Regions from separate parts of the Homo sapiens genome. Here region 2 is linked to region 1. A link is an interaction called in ENCODE POLR2A ChIA-PET data of the cell type or tissue named here. Cell type or tissue: A673. All regions are shown on one strand.

Region 1 (8,000 bases):
AACCAGAAAAGTAAGGAGTAGTGCATTTTTAAAAACTCTGAGTTTTTGTTGGTTTTCTTTTCTTTTCGTTGTTTTAAAAAATATGTTAAAGAATGTATAGTGCTTGTTATGATGAGGTAATAAGGACTGTTCTTGTTACAGATAATTTTGTTGCTTTTGCACTTCGCTGCAGTGCCTGTTATGCCTGCTATTGGTAATACAAAAATTATTTTGGAAACACATAAAAACATAGAAATAGGTCAGGCACGGTGGCTTATGCCTGTAATCCCAACACTTTGGGAAGCTGAGGCAGGAGGATCGCTTGAGCCCTTGAGCCCAGTCAGGGTAACACAGGGAGACCTCGTCTCTACCAAAAAAAGAAAGGAAAAAAATAAAAAAGCTAGATGTGGTGACGTACGCCTGTGGTCCCAGCTATTCTGGAGGCAGAGTGGGAGGATCACTTGAGCCTGGGAGGTCGCAGCTGCAGTGAGCCATGATCATGCCACTGGCTTGACAGAACGAGATCCTGTCTCAGAAAAAAACAAAACCAAACCAAACCATGGAAGTGTAATATGGCCAAATATTTAATTTAAAATATTTTAGTAGCCGTATTTTAAAAAGTGGAAAGAAACAAGTAAAATTAATTTGAATAATATATTTTATTTAACATAATATAAAAATATTTCACTATTCAATATAAAAATTAATGAGTTACATCCTTTTTTTCATACTTAATCTTCAAGAGTCTTACGACAACCATCTTTTTTTTTTTTTGAGACGGAGTCTTGCTCTGTCGCCCAGGCTGGAGTGCAATGGCACGATCTCAGCTCACTGCAACCTCTGCCTCCCGGGTTCAAGTGATTCTCCTGCCTCAGCCACCTGAGTAGCTGGGACTACAGGTGCCCGCCACCACGCCCAGCTAATTTTTGTATTTTTAGTAGAGATGCGGTTTCACCAGGTTGGCCAGTCTGTTCTTGAACTCCTGACTTCAGGTGATCCGCCCGCCTTGGCCTCCCGAAGTGCTGGGATTACAGGCGTGTGCCACCGCACCGGCCAACCGTCTTAATTATCGTTAGATTAGACACATTTTAAGTGCTCAGTAGAGCGTGTAACTGTCATATTGAACAGTGTAGTTCTGCATTTTGTTATCTTTTCCCCATCAGATCGATTAACAAGGAGTGATAAGTAATAACTTTTTTCCTGTCTAGTGAACTATCCAAAGTGAATGTCAAGGAGATATAATGGCTGGGCGAGGTGGCTCATGCCTGTAATCCTGGTGGTTTGAGAAGCCTAGAGGGGAGAATCATTTGAACCCAGGAGTTTGAGACCAGCCTAGGCAACATAGCAAGACCCTGTCTCTACAAATAATAAATTTTAAAAAGGAGATATAAGGAGTCTGGTTAATTCATTCTCTGAAGAAATACTTCATTGTTTAAAAAAAAAAAGATAAACTCTAAGGGAAGGACATCCTGATCCATGTTTGTTACAGTCTCAAGAAAATAATTATAATTTGAAACCTGTTCTTTCCTTGACAGTGGTATTACTTTAAGGAAACAGGTAAACTTTCCATCTGAGGATTAAGATGTTAGAGTCATTTAGCTTCTCTAGAATTTGCCACACAGCATCCTAAATTGGGATGAAAAGCACTCACTATTCCACACTATCAAATAGCTGTAAAACTTGAGAATGTTGGATTATGATGGCTCACGCCTATAATCCGAACACTTTGGGAGGCCAAGGTGGGAGGATTGTTTGAGCCCAGGAGTTCAAGACCAGTCTGGGCAACAGCAACATGGTGAAATCTCATCTCTCCCAATAATTGAAAAAAAAAATGTTGTTTTTTTTTTGCCAGTCATGGTGGCACATGTATGTGGTCTCAGCTACTTGGGAGACTGAGGTGGGAGGATTGCTTGAGCCCTGGAGGACAAGGCTACAGTGAGCCGTAATCATGCCACGGCACTTCATCCTGGACGACTGAGTGAAAAACCTTGCCTCTAAAATCAAAAACCAACTTGAGAATGGTGACATGGGCAGAGATTTTAAATGAGTGATTTATTTTTCTCCAACCTGACTGATAGGAGCTTTTCTTCTAAGGTATAAGGTATTTACTAGAGTGTGAAGCTATTTATATGCAATTATATAATGCAAAGAATATAATTTTATTAGCTTATAATTACAAAATAAATACAACACATTAGGTTGATCAAATTAAATGTTCTGCCTTTTTTGGCCTATTATAGGGACTTGTGTTTGTAAGGACTGCTTTCTATGTCTTGGTGATAGATAAGGATTAAAAGTTAGGTTCTTAAAGGGGGTTAGGATGGCCATATAAGTCACCTCTAAATTGCAGTGCCTTTTGAGTGAAAGAGAGTGCTGACAATAAATATGTTACAGGAGCAGGTGTTAAGCTGGACTATCCCAGGCAAATTGGGACATATGGTCACCCTAGTTAAAGGGTGCTGTTGTAGCTTTGCTACCTTCTTTTTTTTAAATGAGACGGAGTCTTGCTCTGTTGCCCAGGCTGGAGTGCAGTGGCGTGATCTCAGCTCACTGCAGCCTCCGCCTCCCAGGTTCAAGTGATTCTCCTGCCTCAGCCTCCCAAGTAGCTGGGACTACAGGCGTGTGCTACCATGTCCAGCTAATTTTTGTACTTTTTTTTTTTTTTTTCAGTAGAGGCAGGGTTTCACCATGTTGACTGGGCTGGTCTTGAACTCCTGACTTCAGGTGATCCGCCTGCTTTGACTTGGCCTCCCGAAGTGCTGGGATTACAGGTGTGAGCCACTGTGCCCAGCCTTTGCTACCTTCTTTTTGGAGAATCCTGGTAGGCTGTAGGAAGTGAAGTCACAGAATTCATCAGTGTAAAGTTCCTGATCTGTGAGTGAGGTCTCCTTCATCTCAGAGCTTAGAACACTTTTTATTCAGGGAACACTGAACTGGAGAGATTAAGAGGGAAAAGGTAAATAATTTTAATTTAACAGACGAACAGTTTCTCCCATATCTGCAAGAAGGTTTTACGTGCATGAATACCAATGTGACTGAAGGATGTTTCCTTTTAATTGTGTAATATTATTATTTTTAAATTCTAGATTAAGATAATAAAATAGGTACAAAACTGAGCTCTGAGAAAACTTTGTTGCAAGGCATTGATTACAAATTTGATTTTTAAGAGCGTTGTTCAGTACGCTTATTTAGGCTTCTTGTTAACCATCTTTGAGGGAGATATCCTAGCATTTATGTGGATGGGTGTCTAACTGCATGATCCAGTAGGCTTTTACATTTTCAAGAAGTAGGTATGTGACGACACAGATATGCATCATTTGGAGGAGATACTGATTTTTTTCAGACTTTGAAGTCTATATTTAATAAAATTGACCTTTTTTTGATGTACGTGTCTATGAATTTACATAGATTTGTGTAACCACCTTCACAATCAGAATGCAGAACAGTTTCATTGCCCCTAAATTTCTCTTGTGCTGCCCATTTGAATTCAGTTCTTCCTCTCATCCCTAACCCCCCTGACAACCTTTCATTTGTTCTGTTTCTATACTTTTGCCTTTTGCAGATTGTCATATAAATGAAATCAAATAGTTTATAACATTTATGTTGCTTATTTAGCTTAGATTAGCTTATTTCACTCAGCACAATGCCTTTGAGGTTCATCCATGTTATTGCATGTTTCAATAGTTTGATATTTTAATTCATTTTTATTTTTTATTTTATTTTTTTGGAGACAGAGTTTTGCTCTGTTGCCCAGGCTGGAATGCAGTGGCATGATCTCGGCTCACTGCAATCTCCATCTCCTGGGTTCAAGCGTTTTTCCTGCCTCAGCCTCCCGAGTAGCTGGGATTACAGGCACACGCCACCATACCTGGCTAATTTTTTTATATTTTTGGTAGAGATGGGGTTTCACCATGTTGGCCAGGCTGGCCTCGAACTCCTGACCTCAAGTGATCCACCTGCCTCGGACTCCTAAAGTCCTGGGATTATAGGTATGAGCCACCGCACCCAGCCTCAAATGGTTTTTTTTTCTCTAACATCTTCTTCTTCTTCTTTTTTTTTTTTTTTTTTTTTTTTTTTTTTGAGACAGAGTCTCATTCTGTTTCCCCGGGCTAGAATGCAGTGGCATGATCTTGACTCACTGCAACCTCTGCCTCCTGGGTTCAAGTGATTTTCGTGCCTCAGCCTCCTGAGTAGCTGGGACTACAGGCATGCACCACAATGCCTGGCTAATTTTTGTATTTTTTGGTAGAGACGGGGTTTCACCATGTTGGCCAGGCTGGTCTCAAACTCCTGGCCTCAAGTGATCCGCCCACCTTGGCCTCCCAAAGTGCTGGGATTACGGGTGTGAGCCGCTGCACTCCACCTCTTTCTCTTCTTAATGATGTTGTTGTTGCACAGGTTCCCGAGGGTCTGGCTTCCTTTGAGACATTGTTATTAATCCCTCAGTGTCATTCCTTTGAGACATTGTTATTAATCCCTCAGTGTCATTCATTCAGATGCCACTGTGAACATTCTTGTGCAGGCCTGCTTGGGTACATGTGACAGACTTTCTTTTTTTTTTTTCCTGAGACAGAGTCTGGCTCTGTCGCCCAGGCTGGAGTGCAGTGGTGCCATCTCGGCTCACTGCAGCCTCCACCTCCTGGGTTAAAGTGATTCTACTGCCTCAGCATCCCGAGTAGCTAGGACTACAGGCACCCGCCACCACGCTGAGCCAATTTTTTGTATTTTTAATAGAGACGGGGTTTCACCATGTTAGCCAGGATGGTCTCGATCTCCTGACTTCGTGATCCACCCCCCTAGGCCTCCCAAAGTGCTGGGATTACAGGTGTGAGCCACCATGCCCGGCCGCACATTTATATCTTTAATTCATTTGTCTATTTGAAGTCAACCCTTAGGAGATAATACTTTTCACGCATTATCTCAGAGAAGATCAGTCTGCTGAGGACATAAGTGACAGGTCCAGATTTTTTTTTTTTTTTTTAATACTAGAGACAGGGTTTCACCATGTTGGTCAGGCTGGTCTTGAACTCCTGGCCTCAAGTGATCTGCCTGCCTCGGCCTCCCAGTGTGCTGGGATTACAGGCATGAGGCACCACGCCCACCCTCCAAATGTTTTTTTGAATGGGCAAAATAATCCACAGTAAATATAGAATGTGCTTTATGTCTAAATGCTAAGAACATATAGGCATTAATGACGTTGAAAACATTCTTTTCTTAGTACTGTATTGATAAATGTGTGGCTAGCTTTTTGGTGGCAGTAATAAACATGAATAGCAACAAAGCAACAACAAAACTGAGGGCACATTTGGAAGACAAAGAGATATGAAGGACAATATGGGATCTGGTGTTAGTTTTGTTTTGGGTTTTGCCTGCTGCATGGGTCACAGGAAACATTTAGTTACAGAACTGGAGACCTATTAAAATCCTCTCATTTGTAGGCCTGTGGTGTGTGTTTCTTATAGCAGAGCAATGGCTGCTGTGTGACTGTAAGTTTGGAATTTATGGTAATAGAAGCTTTAAATATCCCAAACATTACAGTAAAGGTGGAAGGAGCCCTTCTTAAAGAAGCAAGGTCAAATATTCATTTTGAAGTTGAAATGAATCAACAGGCAGTCTCTGAAGAATGCCATTTCCAAGTTCAGAGAAGATGCAGTTATGCCATCATAACATCATAACAGTCTGCTGGTTTCTGCATGACATGTGGATATAAAACACCATCTTTTCTATTGAGAGGCCCTAATTTAAAGCAAGAAAGTTCAGTGGTTGTGGTGACTTTTTAAAAAGTTGCTTCAAACATTATAGGGTGAAGAATTTTTCTTTCTTGGAGGATACCAGTTAACCTTAGACCTCTTAGATTTGTATTGTTTACATATATCGCTAATGAAATAATTTTTTTCTCACAGTTTAAAGTGATCTGTGAGCATGATTATCTTCCCTAAAATAAGTAACACCCAAAATAAGAATATATGATGTAAAAATTTTAAATGAGTTAATACCAGCAGCAAAAATATTACTTGACATTCCATCATATTAATACATTAAGTTCTAGTTACCAAGAACCCTTTATATTTACTCGTTGTTACATTGTACAATATAGTTTATAAACTGCTTGTTCATTTATCAAATTTCATTCAACATTCCCAGAAATGTCTTGTGCAGTAGGTGGTATTCATTTTTAGTGTATTAGGAATCTGAGGCTGAGAGAGATTATGATATTAATAGTTACAGTTTATTGAGAACCTATTAAGTACCTGGCACCTTAACTTGCATCATTTCATTTAATACTGAAAACCACATAATGGGCCGGGCGTAATGGCTTATGCCTGTAGTCCCAGAACTTTGAGAGGCTGAGGCTGGTAGATCGCTTGAGCCCAGAAGTTTGAGACCAACCTGGGCAACATGGCAAAATCCTGTCTCTATAAAAAATACAAAATACTAGCTGGGTGTGGTGGTGGCATGCGCTTCTGGACCCAGCTACTTGGGAGGATGATGTGGGAGGATTACCGGAGCCTGGGAGATTGAGATTGCAGTGATCTGTGATCACGCCACTGCACTCTAGCCTGGGTGACAGAGCAAGAAGACTTTGTCCAAAAAAAACAAAAAAACAAAACACACACACACACAAACCCACACTATGAAGTAAGTACTGTTTTCAGCCATATTTCCCAGATGAGGAAACTGAGGTTTAGAGTGATTAAGTAACTTACCCTAGATTATATTGCAAGTAGCAATTGTTATATGGTAAGTAGCAGAGTAGGCAGAGCCACCACTAGCTATGAGAGACTTCTGTTTGAATTAGGAAAGTTACCCCCTGTGGTGAACCAATGAGGAAGCCAAACTTCCTCTGGCCTGGCACACCACCCGAAGCAGTAACTTGGGGACCTGTGCTTAGATGCCACTTATTTCAGCATCTGTGAGCTGAACATGGGCAGAATTTCAGCCTTATTTTGCTTCCTTGATGCCTTTGTACTGTGCACAAACTGAGCCACCCTTACCCAAAGGTCTTAAAGCCCAGATTTCAATCCAGGTCTATTTGAGTCCGGAGCTTATATTCTGTTTAATAGCATGCTGCCAATTAATGGCAAAGTTAAGACTTCAGCCAGATTTTCTGATCATCAGTATTTTCCTCCTTCTATTATGTATCATGCAGGTTGGTTGAATTACAGATGACACTGGAGGCGGGGCATGCTGACTCACACCTGTAATCTCAGCACTTTGGGAGGCTAAGGCAGGGGGATTACTTGAGCCCAGGAGTTTGAGATGAACCTGGGCAACATAGACCCTGTCTTTACAAAGAATTAAAAAATTAGCCAGGCATGTTGGCACACACCTGTGGTCCCAGCACTTTGGGAGGCAGAGACAGGGTTTCACCATGTTGATCAGGATGGTCTTGAAGTCCTGACCTCAGGTCATCCACCTGTCTTAGCCTCCCAAACTGCTGGGATTACAGGCATGAGCAGCCCAGGAGGTTGAGGTGGCAGTGAGCCATGAGTGCATCACTGCACTCCAGCCTGGGCTTAGCTAGACACTGCCTCAAAAACAACAACAACAAAAAGCCCAACAAATGACACTCAAGTCCCATACTGCCCAGTTTGCAGACATTTTTTGCAGATGATGTTAAAGATTTCTTAGCACTTCTACAGAGTTATAACCTCACATATTTCATAACAAACTGTGTTTTTATGTGGCTCAAGATTTGTATTGAATTCCTGGTATCACTACCTAGTTAGCTGTGTGACCTTGATCAAGTTAGGAAGGGAATATAATAAGTATAGTGGTTAAAAGCATGGACTGTAGTCTCAGACTACCTGGGGTCAAATTCTAGCTATTTCTTACTAGATATGTGAACCTGAGATTTTTTTTTTTTTTTTTTTTGAGGCAGAGATTTGCTCTTGTTGCCTGGGCTAGAGTGCAATGGTATGATCTCAGTCACTGCAACCTCTGCCTCCCGGGTTCAAGCAATTCTCCTGCCTCAGCCACCCAAGGAGCTGGGATTACAGGCATGCACCACCATGCCCAGC
Region 2 (8,000 bases), 400 kb after region 1:
GTGCGATGTCGGCTCACTGCAACCTCCACCTCCAGGGTTCATGCGATTCTCCTGCCTCAGCCTCCCGAGCAGCTGGGATTACAGGGGCGTGCCAACACGCCCAGCTAATTTTTGAATTTTTAGTAGAGACAGGGTTTCCCATATTGGCCAGGCTGGTCTTGAACTCCTGACCTCGTGATCCACCCGCCTTGGCCTCCCAAAATGCTGGCATTACAGGTGTGAGCCACTGCGCCCAGCCTGTATAGTATTTTGTATATTTAAAATTTTTATATGTGTAACATCCACACGGTATATATTTTATTCTTTTTCATTTTCATTTTTAATTTTTGTGGGTACATAGTAGGTGTATATATTTATAGGGTATATGAGATGTTTTGATACAGGCATGTAATGTGAAATAAGTACATCATGGAGAATGGGGTATCCATCCTCTCAAGCATTTATCCTTCGAGTTACAAACAATCCAATTACACTCTATGTTAAATGTATAATTAAGTTATCATTGACTATAGTCACCCTGTTGTACTATCAAATAGTAGGTCTTACTCATTCGTTCTATTTTTTTTTTTTTTTGGTACCCATTACTGTACGTATTTATAACTTGCTTTTTTTTTTTTTTTCACTGCATTATGTTTTTGAAATCTATTCATTTAGATCAGTGGTTCCCATTTAGATCAGTGGTTCCCAACCAGGGACGATTTTGCCGCCCAGGTACCTCTGGCAATGTCTGGAGACATTTTTGGTTGTCATGATTGGGGGATGAGGGAGAAGTGCTATTGATATTTACTGGATAGAGGCCAGGGATGCTGTTAAATGTCCTATGAAGTGCAAGCCAGTCCCTCACAATAAATTATCAGATCCAAAATGTCAGTAGCACTGAGGTTGAAAAATCCTAAATCAGATATATGTAAATATAGTTCATCTCTGGTTAACTACTAGATAGCAGGCTATCATATAAGTACACTGCAATTCATTTATCCATTATTGATGGATACTTTGGTTGCTTATAATTTTTCACTATTACAATCTCTGATAAATTAGGGGAAAGTCTATGATATTATACGTAGGAGCTAAAAACAATTCTAAACTGAGAGACAGAGAGCAGAATAATGGCTGGCTGGGTGCAGTGGCTCACACTTGTAATCCCAGAACTTTGAGAAGCCAAGGTAGGGGGATCTCTTAAACCCAGGAGGTCAAGATTGCAATGAGCTATGACTGTACCACTGCACTCCAGTCTAGGCAACAGAGTGAGACTCTATCTCAAATAATAATAATAATAAAAGTAGAATGATGGTTACCAGAGGCTGGGAAGGGTAGCAGAGAGCGGGGGGAAAAGAGGGGATAGTTAATGGTTACAAAAATTAGTTAAATAGAAGGAATAAGAGCTAGTGTTTGCTGCTCTGCCTATGGAGTAGCCATTCTTTATTCCTTTACTTTCTTAATAAACATACTTTCACTTTACTCTATGGACTTGCCCAAAATTCTTTCTTGCATGAGATCCAAGACCCCTCTCTTGGGGTCTGGATCTGGAATGCTTTTTAGTAACATCTTCCTGGCAAATCCCAAAAAATATTTTTTAAAAAATTAAAAAGAGCTAGTGTTTGGTAGCACAACAGGGTGACTACAGTTAATAATAATTTATTATATAGTTCCAAATACCTTAAAAAAATGGAATAACTAAAAATATTCCCAACACAAAGAAATGATAAATGCTTGAGGTGATGGAAAGCTTAATTACCCTGATTTGATCATTATACATTGTATGCCACATGGACATTATACATGTAATCACATGTACCCCATAAATATGTACAACTAGTATGTATCCACAATAATTAAAAATAAAAAATTAATGGCTGGGTGCATTGGCTCACGCCTGTAATCTCAGCACTTTGGGAGGCCAAGGTGGGTGGATCACCTGAGGTCAGGAGTTTGAGACCAGTCTGGCCAACATGGTGAAACCCCATCTCTACTAAAAATACAAAAATTAGCCAGACCTGGTGGTGCATGCCTATAGTCCTAGCTACTTGGGAGGCTGAGGCAGAAGAATCACTTGAACCCGGGAGGCAGAGCACTGCACTCCAGCCTGGGTGACTAAGCGAGTCTCTGTCTAAAATAAATAAATAAATAATAATAACAATAAATGAAAAAAAGTGAAAATGAAAGGTAAATCTAAAATAAAAGTCTACGATATTAATTCAGCTATTTTAAAAAAACCACAAACTTTGGGAATTCAACAACAGGTCTGGAGGGAGATGGAAGTTTGGTTTTAAACTGTTTAAAAATTATCCTGGTGTGCAGAATGGGAGCCTCTCCTGCAACATAAATTAAAATGTTGGACATTTAAGCTACTTGTAATTTTTTCCCCAACAGTAAAAAATAGTTGAGTAAATTATGGGGGTACATCCATTTGCTGAAATATTGTGCAGCTTTTTTTTTTTTTTTTTTTTGAGATGGAGTCTCGCTCTGTCCCCAGGTGCAATCTCAGCTCACGGCAACCTCCGCCTCCTGAGTTCAAGCGATTCTCCTGCCTCAGCCTCCCTAGTAGCTGGGACTACAGGCACGCACCATCATGCCCAGCTAATTTTTGTATTTTTAGTAGATACGGGGTTTCACCATGTTGACCAGGATGGTCTTGATCTTTTGACCTCGTGATCCGCCTGCCTCGGCCTCCCAAAGTGCTGGGATTACAGGCGTGAGCCACCGCGCCTGGCCATATTGTGCAGCTTTTAAAAATTATGTTTATAAAGACTTCATAATGCCATGGAAAATGTGATATCATGATGAGTAAAATTACATAGAGGAGGATGCAAAATTTCTTTCGTTGTTTTTTTTTTCTTTTTTGAGGCAGAGTCTCACTCTGTCATCCAGGCTGGAGTGCAGTGGTGTGATCGCTTGAGCCCAGGAGGCGGAGGTTGCCAGCCTGGGTGACAGAGTGAGACTCCGTCTCAAAAAAATAAATAAATAAGAATAATAAATAATAAATAAAAAATAAAAAGAACTACCTAAATACCAATCTTTGTAGTAGGAGTCTTAACAATAACTCACCTTTCTGGCCAGTCTACTGAGAGCTGGAAGTAATTCTCTGCCATTTCTAGCCTTTCCCGGTACTGAGCAGAACCTTCTATCAGTCCCTTAAAAAAAAAAAAAGGTCTATCAGAACATTACTCACAAGTTGTCATGAAAAAAATGTGTTCACCAGCAACTTTCAGGGAGGCAGCAAATAATCTACTACTCAGGAATCACGTGCCCCAAGTCCTAGGCCCTGTTTTATCATTAATGGGCCTGTTTGAGCTCCAGTTTCTTCAAATGAGGGGACGCGGCTAGATGTAGTGATTCCTAATCTTTTCCACCATTAAGGGCCTATTTCCAGTTTGGAAAGTTTTCCACCATTTTCTTTTACTTAATTACTTATTAAGATATAATTGGCTGGGTGCGATGGCTCACGCCTATAATCCCAACACTTTGGGAGGATGAGATGGGCAGACTGCTTGAGCTCAGGAGTTCAGGACCAGCCTGGGCAACATGGTGAGACCCTGCCTCTATGAAAAAAAAAATTAAATTAAAGATATAGCTGATTAACTAGTAATTCACAAAACAAAGTACAGAAAGTTTGCCAAGTAGAATAAAAAATGGCAAAATCCCACCATTACTATCATTTGTGTTTTCTAAATGCATATTTATAGTGATAGTCATACTTAGTATTTTACATTTTTTAAGAATATACTAGCTGGGCACTGTGGCTCATGCCTATAATCTCAGTACTTTGGGAAGCAGAGGTGGGAGGGTCACTTGAGGACATGAGTTTGAGACCAGCCTGGGCAACATAGCAAGACTTCGACTCTACTAAAAAGAAAAAAAAACAATCTTTAGCCAGGCAATGGTGGCACATGCCTAGTCTCAGCTATTTGAAAGGCTGAGGCAGGAGGATCACTTGAGCCTAGGAGATCGAGGCTGCAGTGAGCTATGATCCTACCACAACACTGGCTTGCGTGACAAAGCAAGACCCTATACAACAACAATAACAACAACAGTAATAGCTGGGCACGGTGGCTCACGCCTGTAATCCCAGCACTTTGGGAGGCCAAGGCGGATGGATCACCTGAGGTCAGGAGTCCGAGACCAGCCTGGCCAACATGGTGAAACCCCATTTCTACTAAAAATACAAAAATCGGCTGGGTGTGGTAGTGTGGGCCTGTAATCCCAGTTACTCAGGAGGCTGAGGCTGAGGAGAATCGCTTGAACCTAGGAGGTAGAGGTTGTAGTGAGCCAAGATTGTGCCATTGCACTCCAGCCTAGGCGACAAGAGCAAAACTCCATCTCAAAAAAAAAAAAATACCATATATATACTATAATATCATTAGTACTTTTCGTATTGCTGTGCCATCTTTATCATCATCATATTCTTCGGGACTTTTCCACTTCTTGGATATTTCCTTTAAAAAGATTATTCAAAGTGAAGGTTCCAAGTTTGAACCTTTCTATACCTCTTGGAAGACACTACCAAATTACTTTCCAGTTAAGATTCTACCAGTTTGCAATGTTACCAGCAAGGTATAGGAGTGTTATTTTTACCATACTCTCGACAGCACAGAATATCATTCATATCCTTTTGTACATACATGAAAGACATTCTTCATTACTGTGTTCATATATATATATATATATCTTTACTACTTGTGAAGTTGAATATTTTAAGAGAAATTTACTAGGTATCTTTTAATAATTTTTAAAATCCACATCTTTGCTAATTTTCCTATCTGGTGTTTTCATGTTTGCATTATCAAGTTTTTGCAAGTTGTTTTATCTGGTACAGATAATCACTTTCATCATTTAATACCAACAGTGTTAGTTTTTCTCTAATACTGGAAACAGTTCATAGATACCTCCTTCATTAGCACCTGAGTACCACTGAACTAGAAAGGTCTCCTTTAAGTCTAGCTTCCATAATTATGTCATACATTTAAATATGGACTATAGGACTTTAAGTCGCTGGCTTGATTTTCCCTGGATTGAATACTTAAAAGCAAATATATTGCAAGTCCTACCTTAAAGTAATCATTCTTTTTCAGACTTTCAAGGAAACTGGCCCAGAGTGGTGAGGCAGTCACAAGGGATTTCTTGCAGTCAGAAAAATGTGGGCTACATTTGGAGCATAAGATCTCAAATCCATGAGCCTAGATGAGATAGGTAGAATTTTTGTTACTAAGTTCCTTTTTTCCCGTATCTTATTATAACACATTACTTTTTTTCCATTGAGCCACACTCTAGAACTAGATGACTGGATACATGGGCATTTGGACAATTATAACACTTTTTGAATTTTATGAAAAATATAAACTTATTCCCAAGTTTCTCAATCATTATAGATTACTAAAAACATAAAAGGAAAGAAAATAATATACAATAAAGATTCCTGTTCTCTTCAAAGAGATTCCTTTTCCTGCTGATTACAAAACCAGAAATTTACATTTATTTTTTGTTTGATTATGAACAGGGTTACAAAAGGTTTCTTGTCCAACAGAAATTATACATATATTGAACATGATCTCAGACATAGTAAAGAGAGGAAATCACTTCATTTTAAAAGTCCTTTGATTAAAAAAAATAATAGATGCACATGGCTAAATAATTCAAACAGGGAGCTTCCCTGATCAAGCTAGAGAACACCATTACCAACTTCTTGCACATCCTTTCAGAAGTAACCTACACACTGAAGTATTATGTGTGTGCCTCTCTGTATGCATAGCTTTCTACTCCACCCCTTTTGTTGCTCAATGGACGCATACACACTACTCTACACCTTGCTTTTTACACTTAACCATATACCTTGGAGATCACTTACATGAGCACACACAAATTCATCCATCTTACTTCATGGCTAGAGCACAATTTATCTAACTATTCCCCTACTAATGGACATTTAAGTAGTTTCCAGTCTCCTGCTACTATGAACAATGCTGTCATGACTATGCTCCATATATGTCCTTGTATATAGGTAAAATACATAAAGAATCATTTTCTAGAAGTGAAAATGCTGACTAAAAAGGTTTGTGCATTTTAAATGTTGATGAATACAGATGGTCCCCAACTTATGATGGTTTGACTTAACATTTTTTGACTTTATGATGGTGTGAAAGCAATATGCATTCAGTAGAAACCTTACTTACAATTTTTATCTTTTTGCAGGCTAGCAATATGCATACTGTCTCATGATGCTGGATACACAGTGGCAGCAAGCTGCAGTTGGCAATGTGATCACAAAGGCAATCAACCAATACTGTACTCTATAGTATACTGTATTCAATAAATTACATGACATATTCAACAGTTTATTATAAAATAGCCTTTGTGTTAGATGATTTTGCCCAACTGTATGCTAATGTAAGTATTCTGAGCCCATTTAAGGTAGGCTAGGCTAAGCTATGATGTTTGGTTGGTTAGCTGTATTAAATATATTTTTGACTTATGATATTTTCAATTTTTGACAGGTTTATCAGGAAGTTACCCCACTGTAAGTCAAGGAACATCTGTTTTGCCAAAATGTTCTCCTAAGGGATACAATCAATTTATATTCCTATCAACAATGTCTGAGAATGTTTTTCTGTATATATTCTCAACAACCCAGTATGTATTATCAAGCCGTTTGATACTTGCTAATAAATGATGAAAAACACTATTTTGAGGAAGAATCAATATCGTAAAAATGGCCATTCTGCCCAAGGTAATTTATAGATTCAATGCCATCCCCATCAAGCTACCAATGACTTTCTTCACAGAATTGGAAAAAAACTACTTTAAAGTTCATATAGAACAAAAAAAGAGCCTGCATTGCCAAGTCAATCCTAAGCCAAAAGAACAAAGCTGGAGGCATCATGCTACCTGACTTCAAACTATACTGCAAGGCTACAGTAACCAAAACAGCAAGGTACTGGTACCAAAACAGAGATATAGACTAATGGAACAGAACAGAGCCCTCAGAAATAATGCCACATATCTACAACTATCTGGTCTTTGACAAACCTGACAAAAACAAGAAATGGGGAAACGATTCCCTATTTAATAAATGGTGCTGGGAAAACTGGCTAGCCATATGTAGAAAGCTGAAACTGGATCCCTTCCTTATACCTTATACAAAAATTAATTCAAGATGGATTGAAGACTTAAATGTTAGACCTAAAACCATAAAAACCCTAGAAGAAAACCTAGGCAGTACCATTCAGGACATAGGCATGGGCAAGGACTTCATGTCTAAAACACCAAAAGCAATGGCAACAAAAGCCAAAATTGACAAATGGGATCTAATTAAACTCAAGAGCTTCTGCACAGCAAAAGAAACTACCATCAGGGTGAACAGGCAACCTACAGAATGGGAGAAAATTTTTGCAATCTACTTATCTAACAAAGGGCTAATATCCAGAATCTACAAAGAACTTAAACAAATTTACAAGAAAAAAACAAACAACCCCATCAACAAGTGGGCAAAGGACATGAACAGACACTTCTCAAAAGAAGACATTTATGCAGCCAAAAGACACATGAAAAAATGCTCATCATCACTCGCCATCAGAGAAATGCAAATCAAAACCACAATGAGATGGTAATCTCACACCAGTTAGAATGGCGATCATTAAAAAGTCAGAGAACAACAGGTGCTGGAGAGGATGTGGAGAAATAGGAACACTTTTACACTGTTGGTGGGACTGTAAACTAGTTCAACCATTGTGGAAGTCAGTGTGGCGATTCCTCAGGGATCTAGAACTAGAAATACCATTTGACCCAGCCATCCCATTACTGGGTATATGCCCAAAGGATTATAAATCATGCTGCTATAAAGACACATGCACACGTATGTTCACTGTGGCACTATTCACAATAGCAAAGACTTGGAACCAACCCAAATGTCCAACAATGATAGACTGGATTAAGAAAATGTGGCACATATACACCATGGAATACTATGCAGCCATAAAAAATGATGAGTTCATGTCCTTTGTAGG

What was found. Peaks named below come from ENCODE experiments on the same cell type or tissue, not always from the same donor. Only the 100,000 strongest peaks of a DNase experiment are listed, where the experiment ranks them.
Region 2: POLR2A ChIA-PET joins it to region 1 with 11 read pairs; 3 of 35 experiments call an interaction of 5 or more read pairs at or near these places.

What each region holds. Positions count from the first base shown.
Region 1 is chr10:72,747,313-72,755,312 of GRCh38, forward strand. The region is part of intron 1 of MCU (mitochondrial calcium uniporter); the gene reads left to right. It overlaps LOC124902450 (a long non-coding RNA gene), which reads left to right and starts at 4,282. Exons shown (of 2, transcript XR_007062189.1): 1 at 4,282-8,000. In A673, no CTCF peak of the experiment used is centred here; no DNase peak of the experiment used is centred here.
Region 2 is chr10:73,143,228-73,151,227 of GRCh38, forward strand. ECD (ecdysoneless cell cycle regulator) reads right to left here. Exons shown (of 14, transcript NM_007265.3): 8 at 5,049-5,177; 9 at 3,049-3,134. It overlaps LOC124902452 (a long non-coding RNA gene), which reads left to right and starts at 5,243. Exons shown (of 2, transcript XR_007062194.1): 1 at 5,243-6,384; 2 at 6,492-8,000. In A673, no CTCF peak of the experiment used is centred here; no DNase peak of the experiment used is centred here.